Linked DNA regions of Homo sapiens: region 2 is linked to region 1. A link is an interaction called in ENCODE POLR2A ChIA-PET data of the cell type or tissue named here. Cell type or tissue: OCI-LY7. All regions are shown on one strand. Region 1 overlaps C17orf99 (chromosome 17 open reading frame 99). Region 2 overlaps CYTH1 (cytohesin 1).

Evidence for each region. Peaks named below come from ENCODE experiments on the same cell type or tissue, not always from the same donor. Only the 100,000 strongest peaks of a DNase experiment are listed, where the experiment ranks them.
Region 2: POLR2A ChIA-PET joins it to region 1 with 7 read pairs; 1 of 35 experiments calls an interaction of 5 or more read pairs at or near these places.

Annotation. Positions count from the first base shown.
Region 1 is chr17:78,152,292-78,157,291 of GRCh38, reverse strand. All of the region lies in intron 2 of C17orf99 (chromosome 17 open reading frame 99), which reads right to left. Among named protein-coding and RNA genes, the nearest start is that of C17orf99, 8.4 kb to the right of the region's middle. RefSeq lists enhancers at 1,658-2,037, 4,384-4,960, 4,961-5,000 and a silencer at 2,858-2,927. In OCI-LY7, no CTCF peak of the experiment used is centred here; DNase peaks (open chromatin) are centred at 1,971, 2,291, 3,681 and 4,264; H3K4me3 peaks cover 680 bases; H3K27ac peaks cover 1,309 bases.
Region 2 is chr17:78,715,471-78,720,470 of GRCh38, reverse strand. All of the region lies in intron 1 of CYTH1 (cytohesin 1), which reads left to right. Among named protein-coding and RNA genes, the nearest start is that of CYTH1, 64 kb to the left of the region's middle. In OCI-LY7, no CTCF peak of the experiment used is centred here; DNase peaks (open chromatin) are centred at 1,540, 2,200, 3,410, 4,870 and 2 weaker places; H3K4me3 peaks cover 4,769 bases; H3K27ac peaks cover 5,000 bases.

The DNA of each region.
Region 1 (5,000 bases):
GGTTTTCACCGTGTTGGCCAGGCTGCTCTTGAACTCCAGACCTCATGATGCGCCCGCCTCGGCCTCCCAAAGTGCTGGGATTACAGGTGTGAGCCACCGTGCCCGGCCTAAGTTTTGTATTTTTAGTAGAGACGGAGTTTCACTATGTTGGTTAGGCTGGTCTTGAACTCCTGGCCTCAAGTCATCCACCCACCTCGGCCTCCCAAAGTACTGGCATTACAAGCGTGAGCCACCGTGCACGGCCAATTATCACTTTTAAATGGTTGACTTTTTGTTATGTGAATTTCACCTCTAAAAAAAGAAAATATTAGAAAAAGGGCTACCTCCTGGGTTTAGGCTGTTTCTTTCCAGAATATTTTTCTATATAAACAAAATGTGTCCAGGCACGGTGGCCACTGCGCCTGGAATCCCAGCACTTTGGGAGGCTGAGGTGGACGGATTGCTTGAGCCTCGGAGATCAGCTTCAACAACACAGTGAGAACTACTCTAAAAATAAATAAATAAACAAAATTAGCCAGGTGTGGTGGTGCTCGCCTGCGGTCCCAGCTACTCCAGAGGTTGAGGGGAGAGGATCACTTACTTGAGCTTGGGAGACTGAAGCTACAGTGAGCTATGATCGTGCCACTGCACTCCAGACTGGGTGAAAGAGTGAGACCCTGTTTCTAAAAAAATTAATTAATTAAAAGGACTTTTGAAGAATGCGAGGCTCCTGCAGGAGACCAGCCTGCTCACGGCACCCAAAGTGCTCTTCTCCCTAGACCCAGATCAAAACCAGCCCGTCAGCGCATTCCAGCAGGCCTTCACCCACCTACGCCAGGTATCTGCTTTCTGCTTGCGAGTGACTTCTCTGTTTTGGAAGCAAATCCTGGAGTCAATTTCATTGTGGAAAACATCTCTGAGATCTTCCTAGTGGGCCTGATGCTGTCTTTGCTGATTCTTTTTTTTTTTTTTTTTTTTTTCTGGAGAAGGAGTTTTGCTCTGTCACCCAGGCTGGAGTGCAGTGGTGCAATCTTGGCTCACTACAACCTCCGCCTCCCGGGTTCAAGTGATTCTCCTGCCTCAGCCTCCCAAGTAGCTGGGACTACAGGTGCCCACAACCACACCCAGCTAATTTTTGTATTTTTAGTAGAGACTGGGTTTCGCCACATTGGCCAGGCTGGTCTCGAACTCTTGACCTCAGGTGATCCGCCTGCCTGGGCCTCCCAAAGTGCTGGGATTACAGGTGTGAGCCACTGTGCCTGGCCATTACTGATTCTTTAAGACAGCAATTGGGATTAAACAAAAATGTTTCTGGAATAGGGGTTTGAGGGAGAGGGTTGTATTATACCAATGGCGGGGACCTGTTTGCATTTCAACAATAGTGTGTAGGCCGGGCATGGTGGCTCACATCTGTATTCCCAGCACTGTGAGGCCGAGGCAGGTGGATCACCTGAGGTCAGGAGTTCAAGACCAGCCTGGCCAACATGAAGAAACCCCGTCTCTACTAAAAATACAAAAATTATCTGGGCATGGTGGTACATGCCTGTAATCCCAGCTACTCAGAAGACTGAGGCCAGAGAATCACTTGAACCCAGGAGACAGAGGTTACAGTGAGCCAATATCCTGCCATTGTACTCTAGCATGGGTGACAGAGCAAGACTCCGTCTCAAAAAAAAGAAAAAGAATAGTGTGTATCAGGTGGGCACAGTAGCTCAGGCCCGTAATACCAGCACTTTGGGAGGCCAAGGCGGGAGGATTGCTTAAGCCCAGGGGTTCCAGACCAGCCTAGGCAACATAGTGAGACCCCACCTCTATTTAATCGAAAGAAAAATTAAAAAGAAAAAAAGAATACTGTGTGGTGGGGCAGTGCTTGGGGGAGGGGTAGAAAGAAGGGTCTGTGAAATCTGAATATCATCGACGTCATGAATTGCCTTTGCTCGGCTGGGCATGTCTGCTCTGGAAACCACCCTGCAATGAGGAAACTGCTGATTGAGCAGAGAACTGGAATAGACTAGAGTGTGTGACCACTAAGCATGTTTCATTCTAGACCAGTAACTCTCAACCAGGAGCAATTTTGCCTCCAGGGGAACTTTGGGTCTGGGGACATTTTTGGTTGTCAATATTGGGAGATGGACTAGCTTGGGCAACACAGCAAGACCCCATCTCCACAAAAAAAAAAAAAAAAAAATAGGGGTTGCTGCTGACATTTAGTGGGTAGAGGCCAAGGATGTCGCAAAGCATCCTACAGTGCACAGTCAGCCCCCACCGCGAAGAATGGTCTGGCCTCAAATGTCAGGAGTGCTGAGGTTGACAACTCTGGTCTAGACAACCGGCAGCAGCCTTCTAGAATCAGGATGTCTTCCCCTGCCCAGGGCTGCACAGACACCAACAATTATTTTCTCATCTGTGCCCCTTTGAAAATTTCATGATAACTCTCCTTTTTATATTTATTTATTTATTTATTTATTTTTGAGATGGAGTCTCACTCTGTTACCCAGGCTGGAGTGCAATGTCGTGATCTCGTCTCACCACAACCTCCGCTTCCCAGGTTCAAGCAATTCTTCTGCCTTAGCCTCCTGAGTAGCTGGGATTACAGGCATGCGTCACCATGCCTGGCTAATTTTGTATTTTTAGTAGAGACAGGGTTTCTCCATGTTGGTTAGGCTGGTCTCAAACGCCCAACCTCAGGTGATCCACCTGCCTCAGCCCCCCAAAGTGCTGGGATTACAGGTGTGAGCCACTGCGCCCCACCTATTTATTTTTTTGAGACGAAGTCTTACCCTGTCACCCAGGCCTCAGGGCAGTGGTGTAATCTTGGCTCACTGCAACCTCTGCCTCCCGGGTTCAAGCGATTCTCCTGCCTCAGCTGCCCGAGTAGCTGGGATTACAGACACATGCCACCACGCCTGTCTAATTTTGTATTTTTGGTAGAGATGGGGTTTTACCAAGTTGGCCAGACTGGTTTCGAACTCCTGACCTCAGGTGATCCACCCACCTTGGCCTCCCAAAGTGCTGGGATTACAGGCATGAGCCACTGCACCCAGCCAGACTCTCCTTTTTAGATGGGGAAGAATACTTTTTTTTTTCAGGCCTGGCACAGTGGCTCACGCCTGTCATTCCAGCACTTTGGGAGGCTGAGAGGGTGAATCGTTTGAGGCCAGGAGTTCAAAGCCAGCCTGGGCAACATGGTGAAACCCTGTCTCTATTAAAAATACACAAATTAGCCCGGTGTGGTGGCTCGAGCCTGTAGTCCCAGCTACTCGGGAGGCTGAGGCATGAGAATCACTTGAACCTGAGAGGTGGAGGCTGCAGTGAGCGGAGATTGTGCTGCTGTACTCCAGCCTGGGTGACAGAGTGAGACTGTGTCTCAAAAAAAAAAAAAAAAAAAAAAAAAGAAGGAATACTTTTTTTTTTTCCCTAAACAGGCTTTCATGGAAAAATCTTCGATTTGAAGAAAGTGAAGGTGTATCTGGAGGTGAAGGCACCCTCTGGGGCATCCTCTTGCAGATGCCTCTGCTGATTCTTTAGTCAATTTGACCCTCAGGGCCAAGAGGCCTTCTCTTCATGGTCCAGAAACTATCGCAGGGGCCAGAAGCCTGCCTCACGTGGGGAAGTGGGCGTCCAGGGCTGACACGCGATCACCCTTTCTTTTTGTTCCCTTTGCGAAGGGAAACGATCTTGACTTACAAAAATGGAAAGAAAAACTTCTCTCTCTTCATTTCCATTTCAGTCTTCATTAATAGAAGCTTGATTTGCATAAATTCACAGACAGGAACCATTTTGAAAGTACACTGTACCAGGGACATTCACTTTTTTTTTTCTTTTTTTGAGACGGAGTCTTGCTCTGTCGCCCAGGCTGGACTGCAGTGACACGATCTTGGTTCACTGCAACCTCCGCCTCCTGGGTTCAAGTGATTCTCCTGCCTCAGCCTCCCGAGTAGCTGGGATTACAGGCATGCACCACCACGCCCGGCTAATTTTTTGTATTTTTAGTAGAGCTGGGGTTTCTCCATGTTGGCCAGGCTGGTCTTGAACACCTGAGCTCAGGAGATCCACCCCCGTCGGCCTCCCAGAGTGCCGGGATTACAGGGTGAGCCACCGTCCCCGGCCGCACACTCACTTTATATCCTCTCAAGACTTGTGTGGTTTTTTCCTTTTGATTATTTAGTTTATGGATCAGCCTGCCAATAAAGGATGGTCTATCATTTTTTTTTTAATTTATTTTTTTCTTTGAGACAGGCTCTTGCTTTGTCTCCCAGGCCTGAGTGCAGCGGCACGATCTCAATTCACTGCAACCTCTGCCTCCCTGTTTCAAGTGATTCTCCGCCTCACCCTCCTGAGTAGCTGGTATTACAGGTGCATGCCACCATGCTTGGCTAATTTTTGTATTTTTAATAGAGATGGGGTTTCACCATGTTGGCCAGGCTGGTCTACAACTCCTGACCTCAAGTGATCCACCCACCTCAGCCTTCCAAAGTGCTGGGATTATAGGCGTGAGCCACCCGCCTGGCCTATCATTTAATTCAAAATTCTTCTGCTTGTCTGGGTGTGGTGGCTCACTCCTATAATCCCAGAGCTTTTGGAGGCCTAGGCAGGGGGATCCCTTGAGCCCAGGAGTTTGAGACCAGCCTGGGCAAAAAAGCAAGATCCTGTCTCTAAGAAAAAAAAAAAAAAAATTGGCTGGGTGCAGTGGCTCATGCCTATAATCCTAACACTTTGGGAGGTCAAGGTGGGTGAATCACTTGAACTCAGAAGTTCGAGACCAGCCGGGCCAACATGGCAAAACCCCATCTCTACTAAAAATACAAAAATTAGCTGGGCATGGTGGCATGTGCCTGTAATCCCAGCTACTCAGCAGGTTGAGGTGGGAGGATCTCTTGAACCTGGAAGGTGGAGGCTGCAGCGAGCCAAGATTGCACCACTGCACTCCAGCCTGGGTGACAAAGTGAGACCCTGTCTCAAAAAAAAAAAAAAAAATTAAGCAGGCATGGTGGTATGCACCAGCTACTCAGGAGGCTGAC
Region 2 (5,000 bases), 560 kb before region 1:
GGCAGGCACCTGTAGTCCTATCTATTGGGGAGGCTGAGGCAGGAGAATTGCATGAACCCAGGAGGCAGAGGTTGCAGTGAGCTGAGGTTGCGGCAGTGCACTCCAGCCTGGGTGACAGAGCAAGACTCCATCTCAAAAACAAACAAATAAAAAAACAAATCAAAGTGCCGGGGGTATTATAGGCATGAGCCACCATGCCAGGCCTTTATTTTTAATGGTGGTAAAATACATATAACAAAAAATGTACCATCTTCAGCCTGTTAAGTTCAGTAGTACATTCATACGTTCATATTATTGTGCAATCCAGTCTCTAGAACTTTTTCATCTTGCAAAACTGAAACCCGCCATTAAACCTTCATTCTCCCACTCCCCCTCTCCCCAGCCCCTGGCAACATCCATCCCACTGTCTGTCTCTATGGTAGTTTGACTACTCCAGGGGCCTCTTATCAGTGGAATCCTTCAGTATTTGCCCTTTTGCAACTGGCTTAATGTCCTCCAGGTTCATCCGTGTTGTAGCATACATCAGAATTTCCTTCCTTTTTAAGGTACTAAGTTTGAAAAGTATTACTGTGTTTCTGACTCAGTGAGTGGGAAACTTAATTGGTTTCCCAAAGTAGATAGACTGTGTGAAGGTGTGAACTCTTCAGTGTATTATTGGCAGAAAGTGTCACCTGGGCCTCCTGCTCTAGTCACACCCCTTTGCTACATCCATCTTTCTTCATCCTCTGATCCTAACATTTATCCTGAGGACTGTCTCAAAATTTCAGGCTTCCAGTAAAATCCTGGTATCATTACAACTGTTTGCTTTACATCTCTCTTCCGTTACATTTTACCTGAAAGATACACTGGATTTTGGTTGCATTCTTATCCCTGCCTTAAAGATCTGACCCCACATATTTGTAATGTCAGCATGGAGTTTTGTGAAAGTTGAAAATTACTTTTCTCAGTGAGGGGAAAAAAGTTCCCCTAAACCAAGCCATTCTCCACTTGCAGTAATGATCTGTAAGAACTTTATCTTTGACTCCTCGACTGTTTTTTTTTCTTGTTTGCTGCCTTACCTGCAGTTGTTAGCCATGCCTCACAGCACTGCCTTCTTATCCTATAGTTTTTAACTTACCAGATTTTGTATTATTGTGGGTCATTTGTATGTTCCCCAAGTGATATAAAAGCTGTAGTCATTTTAAACAGTACTCTGCTCAGGAAGCAACCTCTTAGCTTACTGTTTGCTTTGAGGCACAGATAGCCGAAGTAACTTGCCCAGGGTCATCCAGCTGGTGAGTGTGGCCCCAAGCTAGGCTTAGGACCCAAGACCACTCCCTGTAGAGTGGCAGTCCCCGGATCCGTCCCAGAAGTTGGGTGAGGCACCCATGCTGTGGATTCATACAGCCTTGTGCATGATCCCTCGTTAACATGCACACCTGAAGTCATCACCTTCTCAGTGGATGCTTCCAGGGACTGCTGCTCCTGCCGGAAGGAACCAGATCTGTCTCTTCAGTGTTGTACCCCCGCTGCCTTCCACCTAGTAGGCAAGCAGTAAATGCAGGCTGAATGCGTCAATGATGACATTGTTAGAAAGAAGCAAAAGAGGAAGATGAATTGGGTATGCAGATAAAGGAAAGACATTTGGCATTTGTTGGGCACCTATTTGTGCTCACAGCTTTATCTTTTCCATCACGCATTCCTCACAACAGTGCTAATAACTGCAGTGCCATTTTACAGCTGGACAAAACTGAGGCCCAGAGAGATTAGCAGTTTGTTGAACATTGGTATGTCTCCAAAGCCTGAGTTGTTTCCAGTATTTTGAAGTTTTTCAAATTATAAGTCACTGGGATTTTCTGGGAGACAAAGTGACTTACACCCATAGGGTAGTGCAGAGGGAGGTGAACACGCTGGTTTGTTTAAGGTCTGACTAGTAGGATTGACACAGGTATGTGGCGAGTAAGTGCTGAATACTGGAACCAGTGCTCAGGATATTTGGAGTTTCTTAGCCCTCACGCCATGATCACTGTATCTTTGGAGGTTGGAGGAACAAGATGGTTTCCCAGATGCGCGCTTTTGAGCCCAAAGCCTGGTTTGTAAATAGCCAGTTGTTCTCCTCTGAGCAGGTGGTAGTTTCTGTAGAGGCTGTAGAAAAGCTGGGTGCTTTATTTCATTACTGCCACTGCTGTTTTAGGCAGAGCTTAAGGTTAAGAGAGAAGGAGCGTGTGTGTGTGTGTGTGTGTGTGTGTGTGTGTGTGTGTGTGTGTGTGTGTATTCAGTGTTTATGAAACTTCCAGGTCTGTAAAGGGGTGTGGCCGTGATTAGCAGGAGGGCACCCGTTGGCAGCAGGCCAGCTGGAGGGGATGAAAAGGAAATGGCAATGACCTCCTTGGCCTGGGAGCAACTCTGACTAAGGTAGTTACCTTTTGTATATTTACCTTCTCCGCAAATGAGGGCTCACTCCTTAATTACTTTATAAAATGTTTCCCCGCATTGTTGGTTTAAATATGGACCTTTTTATCCATTGAAAGGCAGAGGCTGTAAGAAGGATGCTGGTTAATCATTATAGTGGAAAAAAATAAGGCAAGTGATGTATTTGAAAGCTAGGCAGAGGGGTCTGGTGCCAGCTGGATGACCTCAAAGAGACATCCTGGTCCTAAAGCATGCCTTGGACACGTTCATTTGACGGTACCCACGGGGATTTAGGACAGTGTGGTCCTGGCAGCTGCTATGTGTCTGCCAAGCAGAACCTGCTGTCAGAGAGCTGCGTTTTCCGTGGAACTTTATGGCATATCCCCGGGCATCTGCCTGTGGCCGGTGGAGCGCGGGTTGCAGGATTTTAGACTAGAGCCCGCCGTGTGCTCATGTATCGTCCTCTGGCTTGGAAAGAGGGCTCTGTCCCTTTAAGACAGTCCTCCTTTGTATGCCACTGGCTGGAACCCATTTCAGCTCTGGGTTTCTGCCGACTGTTAAAATCTGCAAAGCAACATTTAAATAAATAAATAAATGAAAGCTTCCCTTGTGTGGCTTTCCTATTCACAGCCAAGCACAATAGCGCCTTGTTGTTTTTGTCACTTTAATCCTCTTCATTAAATTGGAACCCTGGAAAGGAATGGTGATGGGGCTGATGCTGGACCGTCCCCCTGACTGCCAGCCGGACACCTTGCAGATTAACCTTTGTGGGCATGGATTCCGGGTGCCCCTCTGGCAATGGGCGAGGAGGGCGAGCGACCGGGTGGTGTGTCAGGGCGGCTCCCCCTCTGGTTTGTCTCCATTGTGCTCAGGCTGCCGGCAGGGACAACCTGCTGCCCTCCCCAGTGGCCATTCTTTTAAAGAGCAAGGGGTTCAGCCGCCTCCCTGGCACACCGCCTCCCTGGCACATAAGCATGGCTGCAGCACGTGGCAGTGGGGGAGGGAGGAGCTGTTTGTTGTGCTGCCATCTGGCCCATCTGAGCCGTTCTTTTGCAGTTTAACCCTAATGGCTACACAGGAGAGAAGCGGCATGAATAGACGGGTTTCCCAGGGTGCGGACGGTGCTTTCCCAGAAACTCCCGGGCTGTGAGGTAGACATGGGTATTTCTGACCACCACCTTTCTTGTTCCAGCTGTGGCCTTCGCAGTGTCCTGAAGACACTAGCCAAGACTGTAGGAATCAATCACACCTCAGCTCTCCAGCAATAGTGTTGATTCTTCATGCTGCTAAATGAAATTAAGCATTTTGTTTTTGGATGTTTTTTCTGTCCGGGGCAGCATGAGAATGAAGGCTTGAATTAAAGATTTGATGTTGCATTGTTAAGTTTATGCAGAGGAAAATACTTATTAAAATATTAGATTTTGCCTCATCTCAGAATAAAATTCCACTAGAAAAATGAGGTGTAGTTCAGCTTTTTAAAATAAAGTTCTTGAATGATTGGTTGAGCCAGAAGGGGAGCAGCATTATGATTTAAAGTTAGTAAGTATGGAATGGAGAAGTAATTTAGCAGTCATGTGGCAAATGTCAGGAGATTGGATCAAAATAAATGTAGATAAATGTCTTATTTATTCTAGCTACAAATTGGCCAGAAGCGTTTTCTGTCTGACTCCAAGGACACAGAAGGGCTATCTTTTCTAGTGACCATAGTTGTACATTTTTAGTCTTTTGTTTTCAAATTGTCATAGTACATATATATATGTATTTTAAAGCAAGTATTCAGGGGCTTATATGTCCTGTCTCTCTATTCCCAGACCCACTCCCCAAAGCAGCCACTATTAATTCACTTTTTTCTGCTTTTAGGTCTTCTAGTGGGTGCTGCCAAGTTCTTAAATTGGTGATTATTTTGTCAAGATCAAAGGTTATCTCCTGCCTTCTGCCTATGATGGATGAGGATGCAGCTCACACCATTCTCTTCCTTCCTTCTCTCACTGTCCATTTTTGGTAGTTGATCACAATTTTCAGTTCCTGGATTTTTACCTTTGGCATATTTACAGCGTGGGTTTCTTGTTCATGATCCTTATCCATGCCTCTGGTCTCTAGTGTTGTAGGAGGAAGCTGTGGGGACCATTTGGGACCCTGCTGCCCTCTCCACTTTGCTTCCCTCAAACTTTGGTCAGCTCTTCCTTCACCTTGGTAACAGATAGCTTTGCTTCTCCAGCCTGGGTTGGTCTTTCATGCTTTGTCTACAGGGTGATTCTGTAAGTTAACTACCAGCGACCAGCACCATGACAGGAATGTAGATACCACTCACCGTAGAGCCAGGTGCCCACTCAAAGGGAGCTGTTCCTGGCGTCCCTGATGGCCCAGAGGACACCACTCGGGGGGCATGTTTCATTTCTTCTGTGATTTCCTGTAGTTGAGTTTTTCCTGTTGCCCAGTCCTTTTTATTCTCTTGAGAGGAAACCGAATGATGCCTGTTGGTATCACACAGTTTTCTCAGCTGCTTTCTCCTTCATTCTCTGGTTTCGAGTCTGATTTCATTCTTTCTGATGGCATTCCTCTGGCAGCCCTTTGGCTTCCTGCTCTGACCCGGTCTGGTGGCTGTTGGC